Regions from separate parts of the Homo sapiens genome. Here region 1 is linked to region 2. A link is a loop called in an ENCODE intact Hi-C map of the cell type or tissue named here. Cell type or tissue: PC-3. All regions are shown on one strand. Links, peaks and the distances in the headings refer to the core of each region. The heading gives the core; the rest is flanking DNA.

Region 1 (14,668 bases), core at 6,669-14,668, 93 kb after region 2:
TGGAAATTGAACATTGGATTAAGCTCCATGGATTTCACAAGGACTAAAAAAGACAAAATCGCTGCCTTTGTGGAACTTACATTCTGATGATTGACTTGGAAATTTAATAGCAAATAGAACAGAAAAAAATGTCCTGCCTTCATGGGTTGGGATGTAGTAGGCATTTTGAAGGACCTGCTGTTCTTGGAATAGTAAATTTCATTCTCTCCACCTTCTAAGCTTTGTATGTTCTCTGTGTTTAGACTGCCCTTTGCTGTCTTATTCTGCTGGTGTACATCTGTCTATTCATTTCTTTAGGATTCAGCTCAAATGTGTATTCCTTTGGGCAGCTGTCTCTGAACTTTGCAGGCAAAATTAAATGCTTGCCCTGAATATTCCTGTGTTTTTCTTATGCCTGTATTTTTCTCATTGCTGTAATGATGGCCCATTTCTACATCTTTCCTTGATGAGCCCACTGACTGATAATGGCTGCGATCTTCATCTTTGTATCTCAGGGCCTGCCACCATCCTTGGCACATAGTAGATCCTATGTTTCTCTACATCTTTAGAGACTGAAGGAATCAAGTAATTAACCTGGGATTAAGATATTGAGATCTGATCCAAGGCAGAGGGACCACAAGACCTACTCCATGGGGGGATGTAAATGGTTGTCAGTAGAACTGTGCTTATTTCTGTCTCTGGACCATTTGACACTCTGTCTTTATCATTCTCTCTCCTGATTTGAATATCTAATCTGGGGCCTGAAACAATCAATGTGCTATATTATAAAATAAAACTTGTTTGCTTTTCTATTCAGAGACCTTTTATTGCTAAAATTTTCCACTTGTTACCTTTTCTTTCTCAATCAATTTACACTTTGAATTTATTCATTTGTTTAGCAATTTCCATTTTATTTTCATCTCCTCATGTTTTCTTAAAACTAAGTTACTTCTTAGCATCATGGTTACATCAGGGATCATTTGGTTGCAAGGAACAAAAACATGTTCAATCTACTTTAATAAGCAGCAGTTTATTGCATTGATATAATAGGCAATGTCATGGGCATCCACAGGCAGGGACTTAATACAACAGGGTCTCTTGTGTTCCACATGAGCACTTGTACTGAACTGTCAGTCATCACATGGACTCTCACCCTTGCTTCTCTCTTTGCTTTTATTCACTCTCTCCTTAGCCATCTTTCTTTTCTCGCATGTCTAAAACAGGGCTGCCAGAACCCATCACCTGATAGCTCCACTCAGCTGACTTTGTTTCACATTCCCATGTGAGAGGATCCGGTGAGTTAGCCAGGTCTATGAACCACATGTAACCTGGGATCCTATCTCGATGAAAGGGTGTGTTCTTCATTTCCTAGGGATGTTGTAGCAAATTACCACAAACTTGGTGGCTAAAAAACCACAGAAATGTATTCTCTCACAGTTCTGGAGACCAAAAGTCCAAAATCAAGATGTCAGCAGTGTTCCTTCTGGAGTCTCTGAGGGAGAATCTGTTCCATGTTTTTCTTTAAAAAAAAAAAAAAAATTTTTTTAAGAGATGGTCTTGCTATGTTGCCCAAGCTGGTGTTGAACTCCTGGCCTCAAGCAATCCTCCCACATCAGCCTCCTAAAATGCTGGGATTACAGGCATGAGCCACTGCCCCTGGTCTTATTTCATGCCTCTCCTTCTCCTAGCTTGTTGTGGCTCCAGCAATCCTTGGTGCTTCTTGATTTGTAGACACATCATGCCAATCTCTACTTAGTCACGTGGTTTTTCCTTGTGTCCCTCTGTGTCTGTCTCTTCTGTTTCTTACAAGGGCACTGATTATTAGATTAAGGGCCACCCTAATCCAGGATGATCACATTTCGAGATCTTTACCTTAATTATATCAGCAAAGACTCAATTCCAAGTAAGGTCATATTAGGGTACCAGGTAGACATATCTTCTGTGGGCCACTATTGGACCCACTATGGGAGGTGTATGGGAGTATATGAGAGGTATAGTCAAAGGCTACCAGCATGGCTTTGAGGCCCCATTGCAGGTGCCAGTAAATGCCTAGTTGTTCCACACCTCTACCAGGAATACTTGTCACTTTATCATTTTGAACACTTACTTTCAATTAACATGTTCTGCTGAAATGTCCCTTTCTCTAAATAACTTTCAGGGACTCACATCCCTTAGGGCGGAATTAATGACTTGCCTTTCCCATTTCCCATAGCATTTTATACACACCTCTGACAACACTTGCCATTTTCATTTATAGCACTTTGTTTACGTGTCCATTTTCCCACTTAAGTTGTGGACTTTTCCTGGGTGGGGCCTGTTCTTTACTCAGTTTTGCTTCCGCAGTGTCAAGCACAGGATCCAACTTTGAGTTATGTTTGTGGAATTGCGTTGAAAGTCTGGGCTTCATGGATTGAATTTCTTCCCTTCCAGCCTTAGTGTTACTTGATTCAATTGTGTTAATTGTCCATTCCAGCCAGTTTCGTCTGGGATTGTACTCTGTTGTGTTCTCTGTTACATGCTCAGCTCTGCCCCGTCTTTCCTGCTGCCACAACCTATGTTAGCCCTCATCAGCATACTTCTGCTGCCCAAATTCTTTAGGCCCTGCATTCTCAAGTTGTCCCCACCACCCCTTCTGTTCAGGTTAATCTTCCCTTTTGCATGCATGTGCCCACACATGGGGATCCACTTTACATGTTTATCTTAGCCATGGTCGATGCAGTTAGGATTTCCAAATTACATTATCAGTACCAAATTAGGTTTGAAAAAGGAGAGGGAGCATTTCTTTCTTTTGCAATCTTGTCACAGTGTTTCCTGTGGTCCCAGAAATCATGGTGGAAAGAAAATTGGGATTTCAGGAAACATTGCTTGATTCTGCAGGAAGTGAACAACGTTTTCTAATGATTTCCAGAAAAAGAAATGTCATATTTTTCTGGAGTACTTTAGGAGGAAGTAGTGCAGTCAGTGGTGGGAAATATGTCCTCCACTCCCTGTTAAGTTCTCTGTGGCAGATCTTACATATTGCCAGTGAGTTCCTGCTCTTATTTAAAGAATGAAGATAATGATATTCTGCAGCTATGAATTTTGAGTTCAACTATGTAGTTGCTGATTTTCTGCCTACTGGGTTTGTCCATTTCCAATACAGGGGTGTCAATATCTTCACTATCATAGTGGATTCTTCTATTTCCCATTGTAGTTCTGTCAGTTTTTGCCTTATGTATTTTGATGCTCTGTTGGTAGATGCATACAAATTAAGGACTGTTATGTCTTCTTGGAGAATTGGCCCCTTTACCATTATATAATGTCCCTCTTTATCCCTGATAACTTTTCTTGCTCTGAAGTCTGCTGTTTCTGAAATTAAGGCAGCTACTTCAACTTTCTTTTGATTAGTGTTAGCATGATATCTCTTTCTCTATCCATTTATATTTAATCTATATGTGTCTTTATATTTAAAGTTGGTTTCTTTTGTTTCCTTTTGTTTGTGTATGTAAAATGCAATCTTCCTTCTGCAGCTTTCTTTATTGAAGTGTTTGGTATATATTTGGTGCTAGCATGGCCATTGCTAATTCATGAATTTTTTTTTACTTTATTTATTTGTAATTTCAACTTTTATTTTAGAATCATGGGGTACATGTGCCAGTTTGTTACATGGTATATTGTGTGATGTTGGGGAGCCAGAGGGGAAAATAAACCACCTTTCCTATAAAGGCACAAAAGAATTACATCCAATGTCTCCTCAGAAATCATATAAGGAAGATGAAAGTAGAATGAAATATTTAAAGTGTTAAGAGAAAAAAACCCCCACCAACCTAGAATTGTTTATCCTATAAAATTATCCTTCAAAGTGAGGGAGGAATAAAAACTCTCGGACAAAAATTGAGATAATTTGTTGCCGGTAGACCTGCCTTGCAAGAAATGTTAAAAGTTCTTCCAAGAGAAGTAAATAATATGAGTCAGAAACTCAGATCTACATAAGGAAAGGAAGAGATCACAGAAGAAATAAGTGAAGGTAAAAGAAACACTTCTATTTTTCTTATTGTGAGTTGACCTAACAGATAAGTTTGTTCAAAGTAATAATAATTATAACAATGTATCTGATTAATATAGTTTATGTGTAAGTGAAAAACAGTCATTTTACTTTTCATTTTCTACAGTTTTAATGATATACCTAGGTGTAGTTTTTCTGGAATTTATCTCACTTGGTGTTCTCTGAGTTTATTGGATCCTTGGTTTGTTTTCTGATGTTAATTTGGGAAAGTCTCTGTTTTTACTGCTTTAAATATTGTGTCTGTTCTTTTTTCCTTCTTCCCTTTCTGGTATTCCCATTATGAGTATGTTACACCTTTGCAGTTGTCCTGAAATTCTTAGATACTATTGTTTATTTATTTTTAGTTTTTTTCTCTTTGCTTTTCCACTTTGCAAGTTTCCATTGTCAAATCCTCAAGCTCAGAAATTATTTCTTCAGCTATGTCCAGTCTACCTGTGACCCCAATAAAGGCATTCTTCATTTTTGTTAGTGTTTTTAACCTCTAGCATCTCTTTTTTATGCTTCCTTAGAATTTCCATTCTGTGCTTAAGATATCCATCTGTTCTTGCAAATTGTCTACTTTTTCCACTCACCCTTAGCATATTAATCATAGTTATTTTATATTTATAGTCTGATAATTTTAACATCCATACCATATCAGGGTCTGGTTGTGATGCTTGCTTTGTCTCTTTAAACTGTGTTTTTTGCCTTTTAGTATGCCTTATAACATTTTGTTGAAAGGTGAACATGATGTACCAGGTAAAAGGAACTGGGGTAAACAGACCTTTAGTGAGGTCATGACAAGATGTGAAGGGAGAGGAAGTGTTTGACAGCCCTATGATTAGGTCTCAGTCTTTTAGTGAGCCTGTGCCTCTGGACTGTGAACTTCACAAATTGTGTTAATTGTGGTACAGGTGGATTTCACTTAGGTGGTACAGGATGGCAAGAGAGGGCTGTAGTGGGGTATTTTCTTTCCCATTAGGTTAGGCTCTTGAGGGCAGGTGATATGGTTTGGCTGTGTCCCCACCCAAAATCTCGTCTTGAATTGTAATCCTTGTAATCCCCACGTCAAGGGCAGGACCAGATGGAGGTAATTGGAACATGGGGGCTATTTCCCCCACGCTGTTCTCATGATAATGAGTGAGTCACATGGGATCTCACGGTTTTTTAAGTGTCTGGCATTTCTCCTACTTGCACCCATTCCATCCTGTTGCCCTGTGAAGAAGGTGCCTACTTCTCCTTTTCCTTCCGCCATGATTGTAAGTTTCCTGAGACCTCCCTGAGCCATGTGGAATTTATAAAGGAAACCTCTTTCCATTATAAATTACCCAGTCTCGGGTGTTTCTTCATAGCAGTGTGAGAACGGACTAATACAGCAGGCCTTGTTAAGAAGAACGAAATGCTCTAGTATATTTCAAAATGGTTACTCCCCTCTGTCCCTCTGCTACCTGCTATTTTTCTCTAATCTTTGCTATGAGAATTTGGTGGTTCTTATACGAGCTCCTGTAGGTAAAACTCACAAAGTATGAGGGCCTCTTTATGACTCGGGCTCCCTGGAGTTTTTGACTCTTATACTTGTCCACACTGAGCCTTGAGTGATTTAACAATGATAATTCAGGTTTTCCTACCCTGGTACTGGTTCCTGTGGAAATGAGTTTGTGTTCTGGGGAGCTGTGATTCTCTGTATATCCACCTGTCTGTCTCTCCAATTTTGGGGACAGTGGTTTGTCCTGTGACCTCACTTCTCTGATGGATCTAAGAAGAATTGTTGATTTTCAGTTTGTTTAGCTTTTTACTTGTTGTTAGGACAGATTTATGCCATTTAAGCTCCTTACATGGGGAACCAGAACCTGGAAGTCCCAGCTGTAAATATTGAAGGCATAATGATTTCTTAACTTTTATATTCTGATGCGTATTGTTTGGTTCTCTGCCTTTCCAAAATAGGAATTGACCCCATAATATTTCTGTACATTTTAACTGGGAATGTTAAGACCTGGATAAATTCTAATCTTGGCTCTGCTGCTAATGATGTTACCTTGGGCAAATCAGAGACTGAGTTTTCTCATCTATAAAAGTGAAGGGTGCAGACTCATTTCTAAGTCTCCTTCTAGCTTTAAAATTCTGAGGTGGGCGGATCACGAGGTCAGGAGTTCGAGACCAGCCTGGCCAACATGGTGAAACTCCGTCTCTACTAAAAATACAAAAATTAGCCAAGCTTGGTGTCGTGCGCCTGTAATCTCAGCTACTTGGGAGGCTGAAACAGGAGACTCGCTTGAACCCGGGCAAAGTTCAGTGAGCCAAGATCATGCCACTGCACTCCAGCCTGGGTGACAGAGCAAGACTCCATCTTGGAAAAAAGAATCTATATTTTATGATGTTACAAAATATTCTCTGATTTTGAACACTAATACCAGTACTCTGGGTAAACCTGTGTGCTCAAGCAGGTGCCCTATTATACTTTCTGGAATTTAAAAATAAACTTTTTATTTTGGAATAAATTTAGATTTATAGAAAAGTTGTTAGCCAGACATGGTGGCTCACACCTGTAATCCCAGCACTTTGGGAGGCTGAGGCAGGTGGATCATGAGGTCAGGAGTTTGAGACCAGCCTGGCCAACATAGTGAAATCCCATCTCTACTAAAAATACAAAAATTAGCTGGGCATGGTGGTGTGCACCTGTAGTCCCAGCTACTTGAGAGGCTGAGGCAGGAGAATCACTTGAACCCGGGAGGTGGAGGTTGTGGTGAGCCGAGATCATGCCACTGCACTCCAGCCTGGGCAACAGAAAAAAAAAAAAAAATAAAAATAAATAAATAAATAAATAAATAAATAAATAAATAAATAAAAAGAAAAGAAAAGTTGCAAAGATAGGGCTGGGCGCAGTGGCTCACACCTGTAATCCCAGCACTTTGGGAAGCCAAGGCCGATGGATTACTTGAAGACCAGCCTGGCCACCATGGTGAAACCCTGTCTCTACTAAAAATACAAAAATTAGGTGGGCGTGGTGGTGCACTCCTGTAATCCCAGCTATTCTGGAGGCTGAGACAGGAGAATCACTTGAACCCAGGAGGCGGAAGTTGCAGTGAGCCAAGATCGCACCACTACACTCCAGCCTGGGTGACACAGCAAGACTCTGTCCCCCGCCAAAAAAAGTTGCAAAGATAATGCAGAGTTCCTGAATACCCCTTACTGTTTTCCCCATTGGCAACATTTTATATTATTATGGTACATTTGTCAAAACTAAAAACCAGATCATGAATGGTACATTACTATTAGCCAAACTCTAGGCTTCTATTTGGATTTCACCAGTTTTTCCATTAATGTCCTTTTTCTGTTCCAGGATCCAATGCAAGCTACCATATTACATTGAGTCATCATATCTTTCCAATCTCCTCTGGTCTGTGACAGTTTCTCAGTCTTTCCTTGGTTTTCATGACCCTGATGGTTTTGAAGAGTGTTGACTAGATATTCTGTAAAATGTCCTCAAACTTGGGTTTTTCTGATGTTTTCCTCATTACTAGACTGGGCTTGTGGGTTTTTGGAAAGAAACCACAAAGATGAAATACCTTTCTTGTCACATTATATCAGGGATTGGTTATATCTATATAACATCACTGGTGATGCTAACTTTCATTAATTGGTTAAGGTAGTGTTTGCCAGGTTTCTCCACTGTAAAATACGCTTTTTGTCTTTCCCAACTCTGTTCTTTGGAAGTGAGTCATCAAGTCTAGCATACCCTGAAGGTGGGAGAAGAGAGGGAATTAAACTTCATTCACTTCTTAAAGATAGCAGTATCTACAGATCACTTAGAATTTTTCTATAAGGAAAATTAGTCTCTTCTTCCACATTTATTTATGCAATCATTTATTAATATTAATATGAAGTAATGTATATTTATTTTATACTTTGAATTATAATCCAGTATACATTATTCACTTTTTTGCTCAAATTGTTCTGGCTTTGGCTGGAAGTTCTTTCAGATTGGTTCCTGTGTCCCTTTGACATGCTCTATCCTTTTGCTTTTTCAACATTTCCTTACTATCTGGTACTACAAGATACTCCAGGCACATTTTGTATTTTCGTTGCCCAAGTCCTGAAATCAACCTTTTCTCCAAAAAGCTCTGGGTTTTAAAACAAATTACAATTTATCTGTTTTGGTTTTTATAAGCATTGCCATGATGACCATCCTTGATGTTATATCTCTGGAAAACTCCATGATTATTTCTTTTAGATAAATATCTAAAAGTGGAATTCCCGGATTAAAGGCATCTAAAATGCTTTTACTATGTTTTCCACTAACAAGGTGTGAGATGGGGGGGCTGCCTCAGGGGCTGCAACTCAAAGCCCACTTCAAATGGGAAACACTATCCATCCGTCAATCCATTTATCTATCTTAGAACTCTCTTTCTATGACTTTCTTATTTTCAAAACAAACAAGGAATAAAGAAAGAAAAAAATGAAACAAGTAAACAAAAGACCTCTCATCTAGACTCTCTAACCACCCAACAAATCACATTGCTCCTCCTAGGAGGAAATGGTTGAGGTGTCAGACTGAGAATGACATCTATTTCCCTTCATGGGGAGAGCACTTGTTAATTCACCTATTAATTCACTTTTAAAATATAATTTTACATTTTATCAAAGTAATACATATACATAGTTTAAACATTCAAGTGGCACTCTAAGACTTACCACGAATAACAGCAATACAGTGCTATATCCCTTCCCATTGCCAAACTTTCTTCACAGAAAAAATCACTTTCATTTCTTTTAGCTTTTTTTTTTTCTGGGGTTTATTTCCATATCTATAAAGAACATGTTTATACTGCAATTTAATTTTTTTTTCAATTTTAGACATTATCTATTGACTTCTTACTAACTATGGAAGATAAAGACTGAAGTCTCTTACCAATTCTATACACAAACACACACATATGTGCATCCTTTCCTAACCCCATTCTTTCAATATAGTTATAACTTTTGTTAAATCCATTAATGTTTTCATTGTTGTGACTCTATAGTTATTCATAGCTGAGCCACATATTGGACTTTAAATATATTTTCTTATATAACATTTTCTTTTTCCTGGAATTAATAATTATGCCATTTTTTGGTTTCCTTAACTTACTGAGCCGATTACTCATCCTTCTCCAAACTTTCTAAGAGTGCTGCAAAACTTTTCAAGTTTCAACATCTGTCAGATCCATTGGGTCCCCTCCATGTATTTTTTCATTGGAAATATCCCTCCTTGAGCCTGGCGTCTGCCACTCACTTGGGCTAGTTGCTCTCCAAGCCTGTTGTACTCTTATCATCTTGGGATCTCCCTTGGCCACCATTCTTGGAATTCTCTCTCTTCTATTTGAAATTTGCTGTTTTTGGGAGCCCATTTTTCCTTTTTGTTTTGGCTTATGCTCTTGTTTTTGTAGTCACTTTTTTCAATAACATCTCGAAAATGGTCACATGGGAGATAAAGTTCTTGAAACTTGGCATGTTGGAAAATGCAGTTTCAAGAACGTTGTTTTACCTTTCTTTCTGATGGATCATTTGGATGGGTAGAGCATCCTAGGTGAGAAATAATTTTCCAATAGAGTTATAAAGGAATTGATCCATTGCTTTCTAACTTCTGGTTTTGTTATTAAGTCTAAAGCCATTCTCATCCTTGATCCTTTGTATGTGACTTATTTTTTTCCTATCTGGAAACATTTTTTTTCTGTTTATTCTTGATATTCTGAAACTTCACTGTTTTGTACTTCAGTGTAGATTTATTTTCATTTATTATGCTGTTTACAGTGGGCCCTTTCAATCTGGAAACAAATGTTCCTCAATTCTTGGGAATTTTATTGTATCACTTCTCTCATTATTTCTTTCCCTCCATTCCTCTGTTCTGTGCTTCTGTACTGCTGGTAGTCAGATGTTGGCTATTCTTCATCTCTTTGTCTTTTCTTCTATCTTCTGGAAGATTTCCTCAACTTTATTTTCTAGTCTTTAGACTTCAGCTCTCATATTTTGAATCTCCAAGAGTTCTTGTTCTCTAATTATGCCTTTATCATAGCATCCTATTCATATTTTGTGGGTACAACATTTTTTCTTATTTTCTATGAAGGTTTAACTAATATTTCTTTTAAAAAATATTCTGCTTTCTGCATTGCCTTTCTTTCAAGTTTTTTCCCCCCATCTGCTGTTGGGATGGGAGAAATTTAATGAATTTGGCTTTGTGGGGTTAGGATTAGGTAGTCTATTTCTTTTTCAGATTTTCAACCAATCTTATGATTTTTGTTTCAGAGGTATAGTCAATTCTCATTATTCCTTCATTATTCCTGGCAATTATGTTCAATAAAATCGCCACAAACACTGAATTAGAAAATACTGCTGAGCGTGGTGGCTCATGCCTGTAATCCCAGCACTTTGGGAGGCCGAGGCAGGTGGATCACCTGAGGTCAGGAGTTTGAGACCAGCCTGAACAACATGGAGAAACCCCGTCTCTACTAAAAATACAAAATCAGCTGGGCTTGGTGGCGCATGCCTGTAATCCCAGCTACATGGGAGGCTGGCCTGAGGCAGGAGAATCACTTCAACCCGGGAGGTGGAGGTTGCGGTGAGCTGAGATGGCGCAATTGCACTCCAGCCTAAGCAACAAGAGCGAAACTCTGTCTCAGAAGAAAAAAAAAAAGAAAAAAAGAAAATACTGAATTATTCTCTGTGGGGGAAATATAGAGTTAGGTGCCTGTGAGCCTCTGGTCACAACATTTTTGTCAGCTAATCAATACATAACCTTGTTTTGTGTGTGTTTCTGTTTAAAGACACCTTATTTAATATACATTGTTGATTCATCAACATTGAACTCATGGCTAATAACAGTACTATGACTCATGCCTGAATAGAGCTTATTTAACACACATATTTTCTCCATGAGGCACAGCCTCCTTCTGCTTAGGAACACCAGACAGCACTCCAGCACTCTGCTTGGGGGGCATTCGAAACAGCAAAATCACTCATAAAAGGCAAAAAATTGCAAAAAAAAATAGTAATAACCAGCATGGCACTAAATAGACCATGAAAAGACATGTGTGTGCAGTATGAAAATTGAGACAGGAAGGCAGAGTGTCAGCTTGTTCCACCTCAGCTGGGAATGTGCATCAGGCAACTCAAGTTTTTCACCACGGCATGTGTCTGTGAATGTCCGCAAAACATTGTGAGTATTGATTTGGGGGGTTACAAATAATTCCTAGCAAGTAGGTGAATTCACAAATAAGGAAGCTGTGAGTAATGAGGGTTGATTTTACCTACCTAGTGTCTCAAATCCTGAGCCGTATGAGATTCCGTGGCATAATTATGTTTGCTTATTGTTGGCAACCTTATTAGGCATTTCTAGGTTTCTGCTTTCTCATCTTTACCAGTTCAGTTATGGCTTGATTCATTTCTCTTTTTCCAAAGATTTGTTGACATCTCTTATTTGCTGTTGCCTCTTCCCATTTGTTTTGTCTTGTGGTTCTATATCTTTGCCATAATTTTTGTGGAGTTTCCTGAGAGAGTAGAGATAAATGTATATGCTCAATTGGTCTTGTCTTAACCAGAATTCTATTTAATACACAACACCTTTAGTGAGCTGTTATGCATGTAATAGGTGTTTACTAAGTATTGGTTGAATAAATTCAAGAAATGCTTGCTATTTTTGTGCTAGCATTTAGCTTTTCTCTATAGTATATTATAATGGAATTTTATTTTATTTTATTTTATTTATTTTTTGAGACAGAGTTTCACTCTTGTCGCCAGGTTGGAGTACAATGGCACGATCTTGGCTCACTGCAACCTCTGCCTCCCGGGTTCAAGCGATTCTCCTGCCTCAGCCTCCCGAGTAGCTGGGATTACAGGTGCCTGCCACCATGCCTGACTAATTTTTTTGTATTTTTAGTAGAGATGGGGTTTTGCCATGTTGGTCAGGCTGGTCTCAAACTCCTGACATCAGGTGATCCACCTGCCTCAGCCTCCCAAAGTGCTGGGATTACAGGCGTGAGCCACCACGCCTGGCTGGAATTTTAAATATCTCATAATTATAATCTTCTAGGTAAAAGACTAGCTCTCTTTCTCACCCTTATTCCTCCTACTTAGTGGAACATTGCCTAAGGAAGATGGGGAATGGGTTAAAAATTAAAATGTGGGGCTGGAAAGCATAGCTTGTTTTAAAACTTAGTTTTCTTTCCTTTTGCATCATAATCTCTTCCCCGGTCTATTTATTTCTCGTGGTTTTGTCAGTCCATTACAAACGGTTGCAAAATTGTGGTACTAGAAGGGATCCTAGAAATAATCTAATTTGAACCTTTGATTGCTAGGAAACTGAGAGTCAGGCTGCCTTGGTTCAAGTCTTGGCTCCACCACCCATGTAGGACATGTTGCTTACTGTTTTGACCTCAGTTTCCTTGCCTATAAAGTGGGAATAAAAATACTCCTGATGTTATAGGATTGTTGTGAAGATTAAAAGAGATAATTAATGTGAAGTTCTTAGTACTATGCCTGACACACAGTAAGAGCTCCACAAATTATTAATGATGATTATTACTAGTGGCTAAACTGAAGCTCTGGTTTCTCAGTTCAGTATGTTTTCCTTTAGACGTAAATAAGAATTTGTAAGCCTCTTTTTGGAGTCAGCTACCATTATTTTCTTTCCTTCATCTCCTTCATTGTCTAAAGACAGTTAACATGATTGCGTATTTCTCATTTCAAGCTAAAGATACTCTCACTGTTTCAGCTATTACCACATTTGTAAGGACTTCCTGAAGAGAAAATTTAAAAGTTAGTCACTTCTTTTAGTTGTTTCTGGTCTTTCAGATGATCCTTTTTTTTTGTAGAGTTGAGTGTTTTTGTTTTTGCTTTTGTTTTTAGTTAACAATAATGCAATCCATTTCCCAGCATAAGTGGGTAAGTGCCACTTTGACTTGGGCTGGGCTTAAAAGCACAAGAAAAGCTCGCAGACAATCAGAGTGGAAACACTCCCACATCTTAGTGTGGATAAATTAAAGTCCAGATTGTTCTTCCTGTCCTGACTTGTGCTGTGGGAGGTGGAGTTGCCTTTGATGCAAATCCTTTGAGCCAGCAGAACATCTGTGGAACATCCCCTGATACATGAAGGTGAGTGCTAATTCATTTAGAAGAGTGATAGTTTGATCATCTTTTTCTACTTTATAAAAGTCTTTTTCTGTTTTCTTCAGTGAAATTATGGGTCAGACCCACCACGTGAATTTCTCCTTGAACTGGTTGTTGATAGTTAAGGGAATCTAATCTTTTGGCAGGCAATATTTTAAAATGCTGAGATCAGAATGGAGAATCATGAGTGTTAGAGGTGAAGGATTGGGGAAAATATCTGAAATAATGGATTTATCTTTCAGGAAACTCTAGGCTAGAGAAAATTAGACCTAGAGGATTCAGAGGAAAATCCTTGTGTGTACTGGTATTTCATGGCAGGAGAGCTGAGAGAGAGTAAATCACTAATAGCTACCACATGATTTTAGTGGAAAGAGTCCAGGTTTGGAATAAGACAGTCGTGAGTTTGAATCTCATTTATGCTGCTTACAAACTATTATTTTTGGACAATTTACATGATATCTCTTGGCCTCAGATTCCATATCCGTAAACTAGAGATGAGTAATACAAACCCTACACGGATTTTTAGAAGTACAGGATGTAATTTGTATAGTGTAGTTAGCACTTTGCAGGCTGTCACTGTTCCAACATGATAGTGCTTTTGCCAGTCTCACTACTGGCTGTCTCAGAATGTTCTTTAAATGAAGGCAGCCCACAACCCAAATGGATTTATAGACTTTGAAACTGGAGGTAGTCATCTGACAGCTCGCAATCTCATCTTGGGCAATGTATATATAATCAATATCCTCATCCAAAAAGTAAGGATGTCATTATTTTATTAGGCTGAAATTGCCAAGATTTAACTGTTTTTGACTTAATAAAAATAGCAATTTCATTTGATTTAACCTAAAACATAATATAGAAATAAAATTTAAAATATGCAGGCCGGGCAAAGTGGCTCACACCTGTAATCCCACCACTTTGGGAGGTCGAGGCAGGTGGATCACCTGAGGTCAGAAGTTTGAGACCAGCCTGGCCAACATGGCGAAACTCTGTCTCTACTAAAAATACAAAAATTACCTGGGCCTGTTGGCAGGCACCTGTAGTCCCAGCTACTTGGGAGGCTGAGGCAGGAGAATCACTTGAACCCGCGAGGCAGAGGTTGCAGTGAACCGAGACTGCACCACTGCACTCCAGTCTGGGTCACAGAGTGAGACCCCGTCTCCAGAAAAAAAAAAAGAAATAAAATATAAAATATGCAACTATAAATATAAAATATATAAATAGAAAATATAAAAATATCTGTCTCATTTACCTGAAGGGTGACAAGAATCTAAGGAGATAGTATACATGAAAGTGCTTGTAAATCTAAGGCCATTATTACTGCGACTATTATCATTACTGCAAGCTCCAAATAAACATTTAAAAGAGACTGAGAACAGGGCACCCTTCTACTTGATCAGTGAAAGTATAAACCAAGTCCTGTGGGTCTTGAGGAATTCTGAGGCACTGAGAGAGGCTGAGCAGTGCATCGCTTGACTACCTCCCTCTCAGTGTTATGAGTCTGCAGGTGCTTGAACTTATGGC
Region 2 (16,101 bases), core at 3,372-11,371:
GAGGACTGGGTCATCATATCCTTCAATCATTCATTCCCAAATCTTCCAACGTGATCTTGATAGTATAGATTGTTTGGCAATTTCTACATTAACCTCAAATATTTCTTCATTGGAACTCCATAACTAATTGAAGGCAGGCTAGAGGCTGACATGAGCCGGGCAGCATCAGCACAGAAGGGAAGGGTGGAGGACATGACTGCTCTGTGTATGTTTTTAAACGTGTGTTTTCTGAGCATATTTTGATGTGTATTTTTAACTTAGAATTTTTTTTTTACTTTTCCCCCTCATCACTGTTTAAGATATATTCCTAATTGATAATTGATTTCCTTATTTCTAATGACTGTGTGGTATTTCATATACTTTTATCACCAAGTTTTATCTACTCCCATTCTTCCTCCATGATAGGCACTGAGATTACCTCCTGTTCCCCTCTGTTACCATAGGATGGGCATTCTTGTATATGTTCATTTATGGGCCAGAGTGAGAATTACTTTGGATAGTGGACTCGAGTAGAATTACAGGGTTATGGAAAGGAGTAATGTACTTAATTTGTCTAAATATTTCAAAAATTGCTCTCCAGAATAGCTATACCAGTTTATACTCCCATCATTAGGATGTGAGGGTTCTCATAGTCCCTATATTCCCACCAACATTTGACATTTTTAATTTTAATTAATTTTAGCCAGTCTATTTGGGTATAAAGTAAAATCTTTTTTTTGTTGTTGTTTTTTGAGACAGGGCCTTGCTCTGTTGTCCAGGCTGGAGTGCAGTGCTGCAGTCATAGCTCACTGCAGCTTCAATCTCCCAGGCTCAAGCAATCCTCCTGCCTCAGCCTCCTGGGTAGCTGGGACTACAGACTTGCACCACCATGTCTGGCTGATTTTTAAAATTTTTAGCAGAGATGAGGTATTGCTATGTTGCCCAGGCTGGTCTTGAACTCCTGAGCTCAAGTGATCCTCCTGCCTTGGCCTCCCAAAGTGCTGGGATTATAGGCGTGAGCCACCATGCCCAGCATCATTGCTTTACTATGCATGTATCTGACTGTCTCTTCATATACATGTTGTTATTCTGTAAGTTTCTACTTTTGTAAGTTGCCTGTTTGTATTTTTAGTCTATTTGTCTATTGAGCTAGCTTTTCCTATTGTTGATTGGCAGGCATTGTTAATATTCTAGATTTTAGGCTCTTTCCTGATTTAGACACTGAATATCTTCTTCCATTCTGTTGTCTGTCAGCTTTGTTCATGGTATGCCTTATTAATCAAAAATTTAATTCTGAAGTTATTAAATAATTTTTTTGCTTCTTGATTTGATTTTGTAGTTTAAGAAATTCTTCACCATCTCTGTCAAAAAGTAGCCTCCTACATTATCTTCCTTAGACTTTTGCCTTTCACATTGAGCTTTTAATCGTCTGAACTCATCCTTTTTGAATCATGGTGGCCATATTTATTTGAGTGTCAAATCAAGACATAGTGTATGCAGTATGAATATACCTAAATGACTCACAAAAAAGGAATCTTTGACGCTAAAGTTTTTCTGGTCAGCCCTGACCATTGGTCTCTAGTTATTGAGGAGTTTTGTTTGTGAACTGTGGTAAACTAGACATAATAGAAAATTTACTGTCTTAACCATTTTTATTTTATTTATTTATTAATTTTTTTCTTTTCTATTTTTTATTATTATACTTTAAGTTTTAGGGTACATGTGCACATTGTGCAGGTTAGTTACATATGTATACATGTGCCATGCTGGTGCGCTGCACCCACTAACTCGTCATCTAGCATTAGGTATATCTCCCAATGCTATCCCTCCCCCCTCCCCCCACCCCACAACAGTCCCCAGAGTGTGATATTCCCCTTCCTCTGTCCATGTGATCTCATTGTTCAGTTCCCACCTATGAGTGAGAATATGCGGTGTTTGGTTTTTTGTTCTTGAGATAGTTTACTGAGAATGATGATTTCCAATTTCATCCATGTCCCTACAAAGGAGATGAACTCATCATTTTTTATGGCTGCATAGTATTCCATGGTGTATATGTGCCACATTTTCTTAATCCAGTCTATCATTGTTGGACATTTGGGTTGGTTCCAAGTCTTTGCTGTCGTGAGTAATGCCGCAATAAACATACGTGTGCATGTGTCTTTATAGCAGCATGATTTATAGTCCTTTGGGTATATACCCAGTAATGGGATGGCTGGGTCAAATGGTATTTCCAGTTCTAGATCCCTGAGGAATCGCCACACTGACTTCCACAATGGTTGAACTAGTTTACAGTCCCACCAACAGTGTAAAAGTGTTCCTATTTCTCCACATCCTCTCCAGCACCTGTTGTTTCCTGACTTTTGAATGATTGCCATTCTAACTGGTGTGAGATGGTATCTCATTGTGGTTTTGATTTGCATTTCTCTGATGGCCAGTGATGGTGAGCATTTTTTCATGTGGTTTTTGGCTGCATAAATGTCTTCTTTTGAGAAGTGTCTGTTCATGTCCTTTGCCCACTTTTTGATGGGATTGTTTGTTTTTTTCTTGTAAATTTGTTTGAGTTCATTGTAGATTCTGGATATTAGCCCTTTATCAGATGAGTAGGTTGCGAAAATTTTCTCCCATTCTGTAGGTTGCCTGTTCACTCTGATGGTAGTTTCTTTTGCTGTGCAGAAGCTCTTTAGTTTAATTAGATCCCATTTGTCAATTTTGTCTTTTGTTGCCATTGCCCTATGAAGTCCTTGCCCATGCCTATGTCCTGAATGGTAATGCCTAGATTTTCTTCTAGGGTTTTTATGGTTTCTGGTCTAACGTTTAAGTCTTTAATCCATCTTGAATTGATTTTTGTGTAAGGTGTAAGGAAGGGATCCAGTTTCAGCTTTCTACATATGGCTAGCCAGTGTTCCCAGCACCATTTATTAAATAGGGAATCCTTTCCCCATTGCTTGTTTTTCTCAGGTTTGTCAAAGATCAGATAGTTGTAGATATGCTGCGTTATTTCTGAGGGCTCTGTTCTGTTCCATTGGTCTATATCTCTGTTTTGGTACCAGCACCATGCTGTTTTGGTTACTGTGGCCTTGTAGTATAGTTTGAAGTCAGGTAGTGTGATGCCTCCAGCTTTGTTCTTTTGGCTTAGGATTGACTTGGCGATGCGGGCTCTTTTTTGGTTCCATATGAACTTTAAAGTAGTTTTTTCCAATTCTGTGAAGAAAGTCATTGGTAGCTTGATGGGGATGGCATTGAATCTGTAAATTACCTTGGGCAGTATGGCCATTTTCACGATATTGATTCTTCCTACCCATGAGCATGGAATGTTCTTCCATTTGTTTGTATCCTCTTTTATTTCGTTGAGCAGTGGTTTGTAGTTCTCCTTGAAGAGGTCCTTCACATCCCTTGTAAGTTGGATTCCTAGGTATTTTATTCTCTTTGAAGCAATTGTGAATGGGAGTTCACTCATGATTTGGCTCTCTGTTTGTCTGTTGTTGGTGTATAAGAATGCTTGTGATTTTTGTACATTGATTTTGTATCCTGAGACTTTGCTGAAGTTGCTTATCAGCTTAAGGAGATTTTGGGCTGAGACGATGGGGTTTTCTAGATATACAATCATGTTGTCTGCAAACAGGGACAATTTGACTTCCTCTTTTCCTAATTGAATACCCTTTATTTCCTTCTCCTGCCTAATTGCCCTGGCCAGAACTTCCAACACTATGTTGAATAGGAGTGGTGAGAGAAGGCATCCCTGTCTTGTGCCTGTTTTCAAAGGGAATGCTTCCAGTTTTTGCCCATTCAGTATGATATTGGCTGTGGGTTTGTCATAGATAGCTCTTATTATTTTGAAATACGTCCCATCAATACCTAATTTATTGAGAGTTTTTAGCATGAAGGGTTGTTGAATTTTGTCAAAGGCTTTTTCTGCATCTATTGAGATAATCATGTGGTTTTTGTCTTTGGCTCTGTTTATATGCTGGATTACATTTATTGATTTGCGTATATTGAACCAGCTTTGCATCCCAGGGATGAAGCCCACTTGATCATGGTGGATAAGCTTTTTGATGTGCTGCTGGATTCGGTTTGCCAGTATTTTATTGAGGATTTTTGCATCAATGTTCATCAAGGATATTGGTCTAAAATTATCTTTTTTTGTTGTGTCTCTGCCTGGCTTTGGTATCAGAATGATGCTGGCCTCATAAAATGAGTTAGGGAGGATTCCCTCTTTTTCTATTGATTGGAATAGTTTCAGAAGGAATGGTACCAGTTCCTCCTTGTACCTCTGGTAGAATTCGGCTGTGAATCCATCTGGTCCTGGACTCTTTTTGGTTGGTAAGCTATTGATTATTGCCACAATTTCAGATACTGTTATTGGTCTATTCAGAGATTCAACTTCTTCCTGGTTTAGTCTTGGGAGAGTGTATGTGTCAAGGAATTTATCCATTTCTTCTAGATTTTCTAGTTTATTTGCATAGAGGTGTTTGTAGTATTCTCTGATGGTAGTAACCATTTTTAAATGTACCGTTGAATCCCTTTTTTTCAATATGGTGAGAAATAGGGATCCAATTTTATTTCTGTCCCTATAACAACCTAGTTTTTTCCAGCACCATCTAAGCATTCTGTCTTTTCCTTGTTGATGTGTGATGCAAATTTCATTTCTTAAACGATTTTGTTCTTTGTTGTCTTAAAGCATTGGATAAAATCTACAGTTCATTGACGAGTAGTAGAAATAACAAACATCTAGGCTTTTCCTCACTTCAATGGGAATGCTCCCAAATTTTTATAATTATGATGTTTGCATTAGGCTACTAATAGTTATTTTTTAAAATCATGCCAAGAGAGTTTCTTTTCATTTCTACTTGAATATTTGTTTTGTTCAGGAATGGCAGTTGAATGTTATCAAATGGCTTTTTAGAATTACTGATTTCTATTATTTCTCCCTTATATCTATTAATGTAGTAAATGAATTTTTAAATGAACTTTGTGTTCCTGGGCTAAGCCTTACGTGACTCTTTTATTGTACTATTGGATGAAATTAGATATTTTATTTAGCACTTCTGAATTAATGTAAGATTGGCGTATAGTTTTCTTCTGTCATGTCGTCCTCACTTGGTTTTGGTTTCAAGCTTTTCATGTTTTCCAGTAAGCTCCGGAACATGAAAATTACCTGTTTTTTTACAAGTTGTATAGAATTTGTTCATAAAACTGTCTAGGCCAGGGCAGATTCTTTTTTTTTTTAAACTTTATTGAAGCATAATGTACACATAGATTCAATATGTATTTCAGTAAGATACACAGCATAAATGTACAGCTCACTTAATTATCAGAAGCTGAACACTCCCTGAAAGCCAGCACTCAGATCAAGAAAAACAGCATTATTAACAGCACCCTTGAAGCCTTCCTTTTTCTTCCAGGCACCGTCCCTCTGTCCAGAAGTGACTATTATCCTGATTTCTAACAGCATAGATCAGTTTTCCCTATAAATGGCAGTCATATAAAATGGCGTCATACATTGTGTTCTTTTTTTGTTGAGGTTTTCTCCAGGTTGTTAGAAGTAGTTATAGGTTATTTGTGGATGTATGATATTCCCTATGTAAATATACCGTAAATTAAAATATTGATGGTCATTTTTATAGTTTCCAGTATTTGCCTGTTATGAGTGGTTCTCTTAAGAATGTTTTCCAATTCATGTCTTTCGGTGGATATAAAAATCTTCTCTGAATGTGATTGGCAGAACAGTAGCATTGGCATCACCTGGGAACTTGTTAGAAATGAAGAATCTCATACTGCACCCAGAACTACTGCATCAGAATGTGTGTTTTAATGAGATCACCAGGTAATTTGTATGCACATTACTGTTACACTCTGAAGTCTCTATTTGGAAGACTTGACACTGAATTCTAAGTGTTAGTGTTTCAGCTACTTGGGGTAATGAAAGGGATTAGAAGTCAGGAGAGCTGGCAGCCCTAAGCACCACTAAATAGTTTCAAAACTCTTTGCCCCTAAGTCTTTTCTCATCTTCCTTTAATTTTCCTCACTCTGGTTTAGGCAAATCACTGTGGAGAAAGGTTGGAAGATTATAGAGTCTTAGAGCGCATACTGAAGTCTCATACATAATTGGGTTCTTTTGCTTGGTGGTTTTAGTATATGGAATTTTTTTTAAGTTCTTGTTCAATATTTGAGCCTCTTTGGATTTGGTCCAAGTGTAACTATATTGAGAGATATTCTTTGTGGTCAGTTGTTGGGGATTGTGTACACTAACACTAAATTCATTTTAAATGGACTTCATTTTTATTTCTTTTGGTTTATTTTGGTGGATTTCATAGCATTCAAGAAGAGCATCTATACTCCATCATTTATTGGTATTAGAGTCTTATTTATTTTTATTGCTATGTATAATATGTATTGTGGGGATTGCCGTGATATATATCAATGACAGCATATCATTACATTCATGAAAGTGAATGTAAACTTTCACATTTACATGTGAAAGTACTGTGAGATTTAAAACTACTAAAAAATGGAAAGGAAATAATTGTATATTTTCCTTAGGATTGTGTGCTAATAACAAGGTAAACTGGGTTAATTCTTTCTTAGAACCTTCTACTCTTGTACCATCATTTTTATGTATTTTTTATTTACATAGGTTTTTGGGGAACAGGTGGTGTTTGCTTACATGAGTAAGTTCTTTAGTGGAGATTCGTGAGATTTTGTGAACCCATTACCTGAGCAGTATGCACTGTACCCAATTTGTAGTCTTTTATCCCTCACCCCTCATCGCACTCCTTTCCCCAAGTCCCCAAAGTCCATTGTATCATTCTTATGCCTTTGCATCCTCATAGCTTAGCTCCTGCTTATGAGTGAGAATATCTGCTATTTGGTTTTCCATTCCTGAGTTAATTCACTAAGAATAATGGTCTCCAATTCCATCCAGGTTGCTGCAAATGCCATTATTTCATTTCTTTTTCTGGCTGAATAGTATTCCATGGTGTATATATACACCACTCATTGATTGATGGGCATTTGGGCTGGTTCCATATTTTTGAAATTGCGAATTGTGCTGCTATAAACATGCGTTTGCAAGTATCTTTTCATATAATGACTTCTTTTCCAACTAGTGAGAGGTAGGATTCCCAAGAATAATTGTTACCCTGTGACTTTATTGTAGAATCTTTATTGAAGACCTTTTCATGAAAAAAATCTACTGTATTGAAGTCTTATGTAAACCATAAAGCTTAATGTTTTGAACCACCACTAATTTTAAGAACATTACCCACCGGGCGCGGTGGCTCACGCCTGTAGTCCCAGCACTATGGGAGGCTGAGGTGGGTGGATTACTTAAGGCCAGGAGTTCGAGACCTGCTTGGCCAATGTGGTGAAACCCTGTCTCTACAAAAAAATAAAAAAATTAGCTGGATATTGTGGTACACGCCTCTAGTCCGAGCTACTCAGGAGGCTGAGGCAGGAGAATTGCTTGAACCTGGGGGTCAGAGGTCGCAGTGAGCGGAAATTGTGCCACTGCACTCCAACCTGGGTGACAGAGCAAGACTCCATCTCAAACAAGACAAAACAAAAAAATTCTCATGCACATTTGGGTTGTTTCCTTTTTTGCTGTTATGAACAAACTCTCATCATTCCTTAGTTTGCTAAGTATATGTTAAGTCATGAAAGGTGTTAAATTATGTAATATACTTTATCTGGAGAGATTAGTTATTTTTTATTAATGTTGTGTGTTACCTTTTTTTAGATATGGTAGTGTTAAATACCCTTGCATACTGGGATAAACCCAATTAGTCATAATATATTTTATCCATTCAGTTTACTGTTGGGTTTGGTTTGCTAATATTTGTTTTTGAGATTTTGTATCTATGAGTAAGGTTTATAATTTTCTTCTGAACTTTCATATCAAGGTTATGTTGGTCTGTAGAATGAGTTGGTGAGTAATTTCTCTGTTTCCTGGAAGAGTTGTATGACAGTTGAATTATTTGTCCTTTGAGAGTTTGGTAGAACTCACCTGTAAAACCCGATCTCTCTGCATCTTTCTGATGCAGAAAATTAAGTACTGATTTAACTTCTGTAGGAGAGTTGGGTTTTTTATTGATTCTTGAGTCACTTCTGGTGAGTCAATTTTCTAGGAACTTTTTCATTTCTTTTAATTTACTAGCATAAAGTTGTTCAGAGAAGTTCTCTAGTTGTCTTTCTGTTCTTTGAGATTCTTTTTAAACACATTTCTAATACTGTTCACTTGTGTCTTTGTATCTGTTCTCCCTTCACCCCCATTATTAGTCCTCTAGTAGTTGGTTACCCTGGCAAATTTTATAGGTCTTTTCGAAGAACCAAGTTTTGGCCTTTTTGAGCTGCTGTATTACGTTTGTTTCCTTAAAAAAAAAAAAAAAAAAAAAAAAAAAAAAGAGGCAGACAGACAAGGTCTCTTTCTGTTTCCCAGGCTGGAGTGCAGTGGTTTAATAATAACTCACTGCAGCCTTGAATTCCTGGGCTCAAGTGATCCTCCTGCCTTAACCTCCTAAATAGCTGGGTCTACAGGTGTGCACCACCACACCCAGCTACTTAAATTTTTTTTTTGGTAGAGATACTGTCTTGCTATGTTGCCCAGGCTGGTCTCAAATTTCTGACCTCAAGCATCTCTTCCCACTTTGGTCTCCCAAAGCTGTTTCCTATTTTATTAATTTTCGTTCTTTATTTCCTTTACTTTTGTGTGATTTACTTTGTTTTTCTAATATTCTTGTTGAGATGGCTATTAAGCTTATTGAGTTCTTATTTTCTAGTATAAATATTTAAATACTGATAAAGTCACATTTTTATCATATAATTTGAAGTATTTTTAAACTTCCATTGTGAGTTTTTTTTTTGAGCTGTGGGTTATATAGAAATGTTTTTAAAAATACGTCACCAAATGGGATTTTAAACAATTTTTTTCATATTTAATAGCTTTTGATTTGATTGCATTGTGATAAGAGAATCTCATGTATATGAATTGATTATTGAACTCTTGTTGAATTTGCATTATGGCCCTTCTACATGGCCAGTTTATAAACACTCTCCATTGTTGAAGAATGTGAGCTCTTTAATGTTGAATGCTGTATATTTCTTTGGAATCCTTGTGCATACTATTGTATGGATGACCATAATTTCTTTATTCCACTTTGATCATTTATTTGGTATTACAGACAGTGCTTATAAAAATTTTTTTATGTCTGTCTGGATAACCATGTGATTATATCCAGAGGAGAAATTCATGTTACTGTACTTTCAGAGTATATGCCTTTTAAATTAGGATCAAGATTGATCTAGTTTATAATCTAAATACAGTGTATGTTTCGTGCCTGTTTCCCTGTGTCCTTGTTCTGGCTATTAGCAAATTTAAGACTGTTTTCCATTTTTTAAAAATTTATTTATTTTGTTATTTTCTTTCAGGGAATAGAAGGGACTTTTCCATTCAATTATGAGGTTAAAAATTGCTGTCTTTTGATTTCTAGTTCTTTATGAATCAGATTTAGTCACAATTTATTTTTCTTTAGGAGAACTGTCTATTCATGTAGCCATTTTTTTTTTTTTTTACTGGGCTGTTTGTCACCTTTTTTACTGCTATATAAAATTTCTCCTTTGCCACATGTGGCACAGAAGGCTTAAGGTTTGCAAGTACTAGATACTTGTTTTTATTTGACTTACTTCAAAATGTTGTTTGCTTTAGAAATGGATGATGGACCTTCTCGAAGAGATCATTTCATGAAAAGTGGATTTGCCTCTGGGCGGAATTTTGGAAACAGAGGTAAGCATCTTTGTCTTTCCTTAATCTCCTGAACTGTTGAATAATTGGATATATAGAGGCTTTCATGGCCATTTGGTACAAAGCTAAGTCTGTTGTAAGTCAGTGTGTAGTAGACTTGGTGTTGAGATAATGAGTTCATCATTTTTCCAAGTTCATTTTCTTTTTTCTGTTTTACTTCTTTGGGATAGTAGGGAGTAGTGTTAAGTTGATTAGACAGATTGGTTGGAGGGATGGATGGGTTGGATGGATGGATGATTCACAGAGCTGCTGCTTAATGTGTTTGTGATATTGATTTCCAACAATTGATGTGGGAAGAATATTTGTAAAAGCTTCAGGGATTAGAGGTGAGAGGGACTCTTTCTTGAATTTTATATTTTTCAAGAAAAGGCAGTATAGGAAACATTTGTTAGCTCATTAGTATTAATTTTTTAAGAGTTTATTTTGCCATTATTGGATTTTTAAATTTTACTTTTAGAACAACCACCTGATATGACAGATAATGACACAGCAAAACACCTTTCTACAGTCCATTTTTAGACTTAATATTAACATGCTAGAAATATGTGCTATATTTTATTATAGTGCAATAACATATTAGAACTTCAGGTTAAATTTATTTGAAAATCCATACGGTCATTTTTTTATCTTTTAGGGGATGCCATAGCGAGGGCTATTTGTTAAACATACTTGACACTTATTCTTGAATTTATGAGATGTTATTTTTTGAAAAACTCTATTGAGACTTGCAGATATTTTTGCTGTGGAAACTAAAAGATGCATGATGTTTTATTTGACATTTGGAAAATTTAATTTCTTTAGATACAATAAACACAAATTTGAGTTTTATATTTTGACATGTTTCTGCCACTAATAGAAATGATTTATTCAAATATACACATATATATTGGTTTTTAAGCCTGCATATTAAGATGCATTGTTTATTTGGACAATGTAATTGTGCTAAGAGATTCAGATGAGATTTTGTTAGCTACTATTAAAATTAGAAATATTTTAATATTACATTTAGGAGCATATTTATTATTTACGTATCTTTTAAAATTATATTTTAGTAGAGGTTATGTGATATTTTGATACAGGCTTCTAAATATTATTGAATAAAACCTTTTTCAGTGAGAAAATCATCACTGAGGCAGATTTTACCACAAATTATTTTCATGTTTTAGGTTGAAATACACATAAAATTTCCGATCAGAACTCTCAGTTGTTAATACTTTAAACAATTAGCTTTATATTACCTGGGACATTGTAGACCCATGAGTATAACTTATTTTCCATATGATTCTTCTAACATTTTATATAGTTTCCTTTTTTTTTTCTTTTTCTTTTTTGAGACAGTTTTGCTCTTGTTGCCTAGGCTGGAGTACAATGGCACAATCTCGGCTTACTGCAACCTTCACCTCCCAGGTTCAAGTGATTCTCCTGCCTCAGCCTTCCGAGTAGCTGAGATTACAGGTGTGCGCCACCACGCCCAGCTAATTGTTTTTTATTAGTAGTAGAGACAGGGTTTCACCATGTTGGCCAGGCTAGTCTTGAACTCCTGACCTCAGGTGATCCACCTGCCTCGGCCTCCCAGTGTGCTGGGATTATAGACGTGAGCCACCACGCCTGGACTGTATAGTTTCAATCTTGATTTTCTTCTCAGTAGAACTTGCATAACTAATAATGTGGTTTTTGAAGTTGACTCTTCATTGCTTAAAATATCGACTAGCTTGTTATGTCCTGTGAAGTATGTCTGAGTAGCTTGGACTTCTTGAATCACACATCTTTGAAATCTGATTAAAATACTTTTATAGTTGGGCATACACAATTTTACAGGTGGTTTCAGGAGTTACACAGATCCCTTTTAACTCCCCTCTACAAGGGTTTTACAGAGGTAAGTAAGACAGTATATAGGGATCACAGGGAATGCTTTAATTTTTTTCTCAGTGATAGTTTAAAGCATCATTTTATGCTGTTTTGGATGTCTCTCCTGTTCTTTTTTTAATGTTTTATTTTAAATAATCGTTCTTGCTATCACATCTCTGCTCTCGAGATTTTTAATTTAGTGGTAGAGAAACACATGGAAAGAAATACTACTTTAAAAAGGTACAGATAGTATGCTGTGGGAATGTGGAAGAAGGATAAATTATGACTGGAGGGCTAAAGGAAGACTTCACATAATTGGTTTTTTGAAGAATGAAGTGAATTTTGATAAGACAAATAAGAAAGTAGGGAATGCCATGCCAAAGGAATAGCATGTACAAAGATACAAAATATTAGCAGTTGACAGTGTGGAGTATTGGAGTTGTTTGGTGTGAATTAAAATGTTGGGTGTTTAGAATTACATAGTGAGAAACAAAGCTAAGAAGGTTAGTATGGGGAAATAGTATGGCGAGATGGGGAGGCCAGGAGGGGAGTGGTAGTCTTAGGTTTTTCCCTTATGTAGCCCCTTGTTTTAATTTTAAAAATGGAAAGGATATGATAAATATAAGAAATAGAAAAATAAAAAATAGAACAGTTAAACAGGACACGAGTGTAAGATTTTCAATAGCAGTGACTTTCACACAGGGCAGAGCGTAATAGCTGGCTCTATCAGGATGAGAATTCAACATATAGAAAACTATGGAGCAGAATTTTCCTGCTTGAAGGTCTCCAATATAATACCAACTAGTAGAAAGCTGTGTTTCACCGGTAGTAGATTTGTTTTTACCTTGGTATCATAATTTAAGAGTTTTTCTTTTAAGTTGCAGGTATATTAATTAATTTTAGGTTTCTGTGCTACTCTTTTCCCATCCTTGGAAGTCTCTTTACGCCAGAAATTCATTTAATTCTTAGTTTTTGATGATGACACACTTAATTTTATATGTTAAAGAGTTTAACTGTCCACCCTTTTTCAGATGCTGGTGAGTGTAATAAGCGAGATAATACATCCACAATGGGTGGTTTTGGAGTTGGAAAGAGTTTTGGAAACAGAGGTAATTACTTGGTTATGATATCTTACAATCAAAACTTGAGTGATTTTTTAATAATTGAGTTTAAATACTGATTGACAGACATTCCATATTGACATTTAATTTCAAGGTATATATTCTGTGAGTGCCTTTGCACTAAAGATTATCTTATTAAAACTTATTAAAAACATTTTTTAATTTTATGAAAGATTACTGATGAATGCTTTTAAAATTAATTCTAGAGACATGTCTGTATGCTTCAGAGATGCATAACTCTTAGACATAGGTTTTTAGGAAATAAGTTTGAAAGCAAAACTTGACGACTTTTTAAAAAAGAGTAAACAAAAAGAAGCTAACAAGATTTTCATGTTATTGAGGAGAAAATCATTGAGTTATTGGGTTATAATTTAGTTGTATTGTCCTTAGCAGATGAAGAGATTGAGTTTGTAAAATTTTGAGAATTTTGATGGTTTTAAATAGAAAACATATAGTGGTTACACTGACATATTCCTCTGTTTTGCCCATGTGCATACAGAGGAGTATATGACAATTGAGGTAATACAGAATTGGCTGAAAAGAAAGTTGTTTTTAACCTTAAGAGAATGGAGTTGATAAACTGACACAAAGCAGAAATTGTTGTACAGCCTGAGTGAATTTGCATGTGATAGCTATGTATACAATTGTGTATCGCTTATCTTAGAAGGCATCATAACTAGTAGTTCCTGTGTGGTTATCATTTTTACCACAGAGGTACAGGAAATTGTTTCATTTTATATTTTGTATAGGTTTTTCAAACAGCAGGTTTGAAGATGGTGATAGCTCTGGTTTCTGGAGAGGTAAGGTTGATATTTTTGTGTTTTAAAATTTAATGTCAAGAGTACATGCTAAAAAAGAGAAATTAAGATTAAGTCTCTTAGTCCGGGCCAATTCTAACTTATTTAAACCAGATTTTATGAAGTAGCTATATCCAAAGCCTTAACCAAGGATATTACTGCTTTGTACATAAAGAATTCAGGCATCCTAATTTGGCCTGTTGCCATCTGCCTTAATCCATGAGGTACAACTTTTGAATGCTCTGAAACTTAAGAAAATGGGGATAGATAATAAAAAGAAGTAGTCAAGAAGTGAAACTTCACTCTCTATATAAATACAGTTTGTGATGTATAGGGTCACATTTAGATTCAAATAAATCTAAGAAAAAGTTTCATGAGAATGTAAATCAGTGCTGAAATTAAAGACAATTCCATTGAAGGTACTGACACTCTACAGGAATACAGAGAATGATGAGAATGATGAAAATAATGATACCAGAAGATGGACTACGATAAACCAGTGCATTCCCAAATCTGATTGAGTCGATTTGGGTGAGGTCTTAGAACCTGTATTTAAAAGCATCCATGGTGATCCTGATACCTCCTGTGTTTGGTAATCATTGATGTATGAAATCTTTATAACATAGAACACTTTAGGGTGCCAAACTTGGCTTCATGTCTCTGCCTTGCTACCTGCTAGTTGAAGTAGAACAAGTTGCTTAATTTTTCTAAGCCAGTTTTCTGTTCCATAGAATGGAAGGTATTCATTTTATAGGTGGTTAGGCAGGCTAAGTGAGAATGCGTGTAAAAGCACACAGCTGAATACCAGACACATTCATGACAAACACTCAGATGTCATCCATCTATCTTCATTAAATATTTGAAGCTGATCTTATTAAACACTTTGATTCCCAAAGTCAAAACCAAGCCTAGACCTGATCACCTTAAAACACTTTTGGTATAAGGCCGGATTTTAATTATCAAATGAGACTGTTTCTCCAAACTATTGCCAGTCTCTTTCTCCCTACTTCTCTTTTTTTCTCCTATCCCGTTCAAATGAAAACATATATGATGTAGAACTAGTATTTGTGAGAGAAGAAAAATACCATCATTTTTATTCTTTTCCATTTCTATGTGTTTCTGTTCTGATCTCTTTTAACTCATTTAATATTCAAGATCATTTCTACTTATACACAGACCTTTCTACCTACTTGACCCCTTTGTAGAGATGGTGGGCCAGGGAGCTTTTGAATACAAATTCCAGTTTCTCATGGCACTTGAGAGAACTTCTCTCCGAAGTGGCCTGCTTGCTTTGTTTTGATCTACTTTCTTCTTTTTTCGTTTTTAGTTCCCCTAAAAAAAAAAAAAAAAAAATATATATATATATATATATATATGGATTGAATTCATTCATTGTCTCAGTTGTTAGCAAGCCCAAGTTCTGAGCTCACGGTAGAAGCTTTTTACTCTGGACACAAATGGATAGTATGTTTTTAAATTTTTTTCCCCTGTCATCTACTTTGCTTAAGCTGGTATATTGTAGTGATAAGGAACTCAGATACTGGATTTGAACACGTAGGTGTGAGACTCAGATCCTCCTCCTGGCAATTGTATTATCTTGAAAAAGCCTGTAACTTTCTGCTTTTCATTTTCTCTATTTGTATAATGATGACTATATCTACTTCACAAGGTTTTTGTGAAACTTTAGACTAAAGTTAATACATGTGATACATTTAGAACACGGCCAGGTACATACTTTATGTGTTGTTATTATTATTTTTCGAGACGGAGTCTCGCACTGTCACCTGGCCTGGAGTGCAGTGGTACAGTCTTGGCTCACTGCAACCTCTGCGTCCAGGGTTCAAGTGATTCTCCTGCCTCAGCCTCCTGAGTAGCTGGGATTACAGGGGCCCGCCATCACGCCCGACTAATTTTTTTTTTTTTTTTTTTGTATTTTTAGTAGAGACGGGGTTTCGTCACGTTGGCCAGGCTGGTCTCAAACTCCTGACCTCACGATCTGCCTGCCTCGGCCTCCCACAGTGCTAGGATTACAGGCATGAGCCACTGCGCCAGGCCATATGTTATTTTTGTATAATTAATAGGTTGTAACTAATCTTGGTATCATTATCTCATTTTTGTTTGTGCTTAGCTTTATTTCCTAACTGTATAGAGATCACTTATTTTTTAAAGTAATTTTTTATTTTGAAATAGTTTTATTCATAAGAAGTTGCAAAAATAGTACAGAGGTTTTTCATGTACCCATCACCCAACTTCTCTTAATGTTTTCTATTTTTATTCCCACTGTGATCAAAATAACTGTAGGTTTATTTTAGGGAAATAATTGGCCAAAGATATTGTGAGACTCTTTCCCTTGCCAGGTCCCAGATTAGTAGTTTTGTTTTTTTTTTTTTTTTCTCGAAAGCAGTAAATATTAGTTATCATCATTGTTATTCCAGGGCCAACTTTTCAAAACTTATTTCTTTCCTGCCCTTCTACATTGTATTAAGTCCTGCCTTCCAGAAAGTTGTCTTGTTAATGGCTCTTCAGGATTGTTTGTCAGTTGTCAGCTGCAGCTGAAATA

What was found. Peaks named below come from ENCODE experiments on the same cell type or tissue, not always from the same donor. Only the 100,000 strongest peaks of a DNase experiment are listed, where the experiment ranks them.
Region 1: it touches region 2 in a loop (2.5-fold over the local background); 2 of 110 quality-filtered maps call a loop at or near these places.

Annotation. Positions count from the first base shown.
Region 1 is chr5:55,840,439-55,855,106 of GRCh38, forward strand. IL31RA (interleukin 31 receptor A) reads left to right here and starts at 10,919. Exons shown (of 15, transcript NM_139017.7): 1 at 10,919-11,195. The coding sequence starts at 11,133. In PC-3, for the core only: no CTCF peak of the experiment used is centred there; a DNase peak (open chromatin) is centred at 10,913; H3K4me3 peaks cover 857 bases; H3K27ac peaks cover 1,194 bases.
Region 2 is chr5:55,750,521-55,766,621 of GRCh38, forward strand. It overlaps DDX4 (DEAD-box helicase 4), which reads left to right. Exons shown (of 22, transcript NM_024415.3): 4 at 9,680-9,757; 5 at 12,655-12,732; 6 at 13,494-13,544. It also overlaps the pseudogene LOC107986371. Among named protein-coding and RNA genes, the nearest start is that of DDX4, 21 kb to the left of the region's middle. In PC-3, for the core only: no CTCF peak of the experiment used is centred there; a DNase peak (open chromatin) is centred at 7,931; H3K4me3 peaks cover 504 bases; H3K27ac peaks cover 4,079 bases.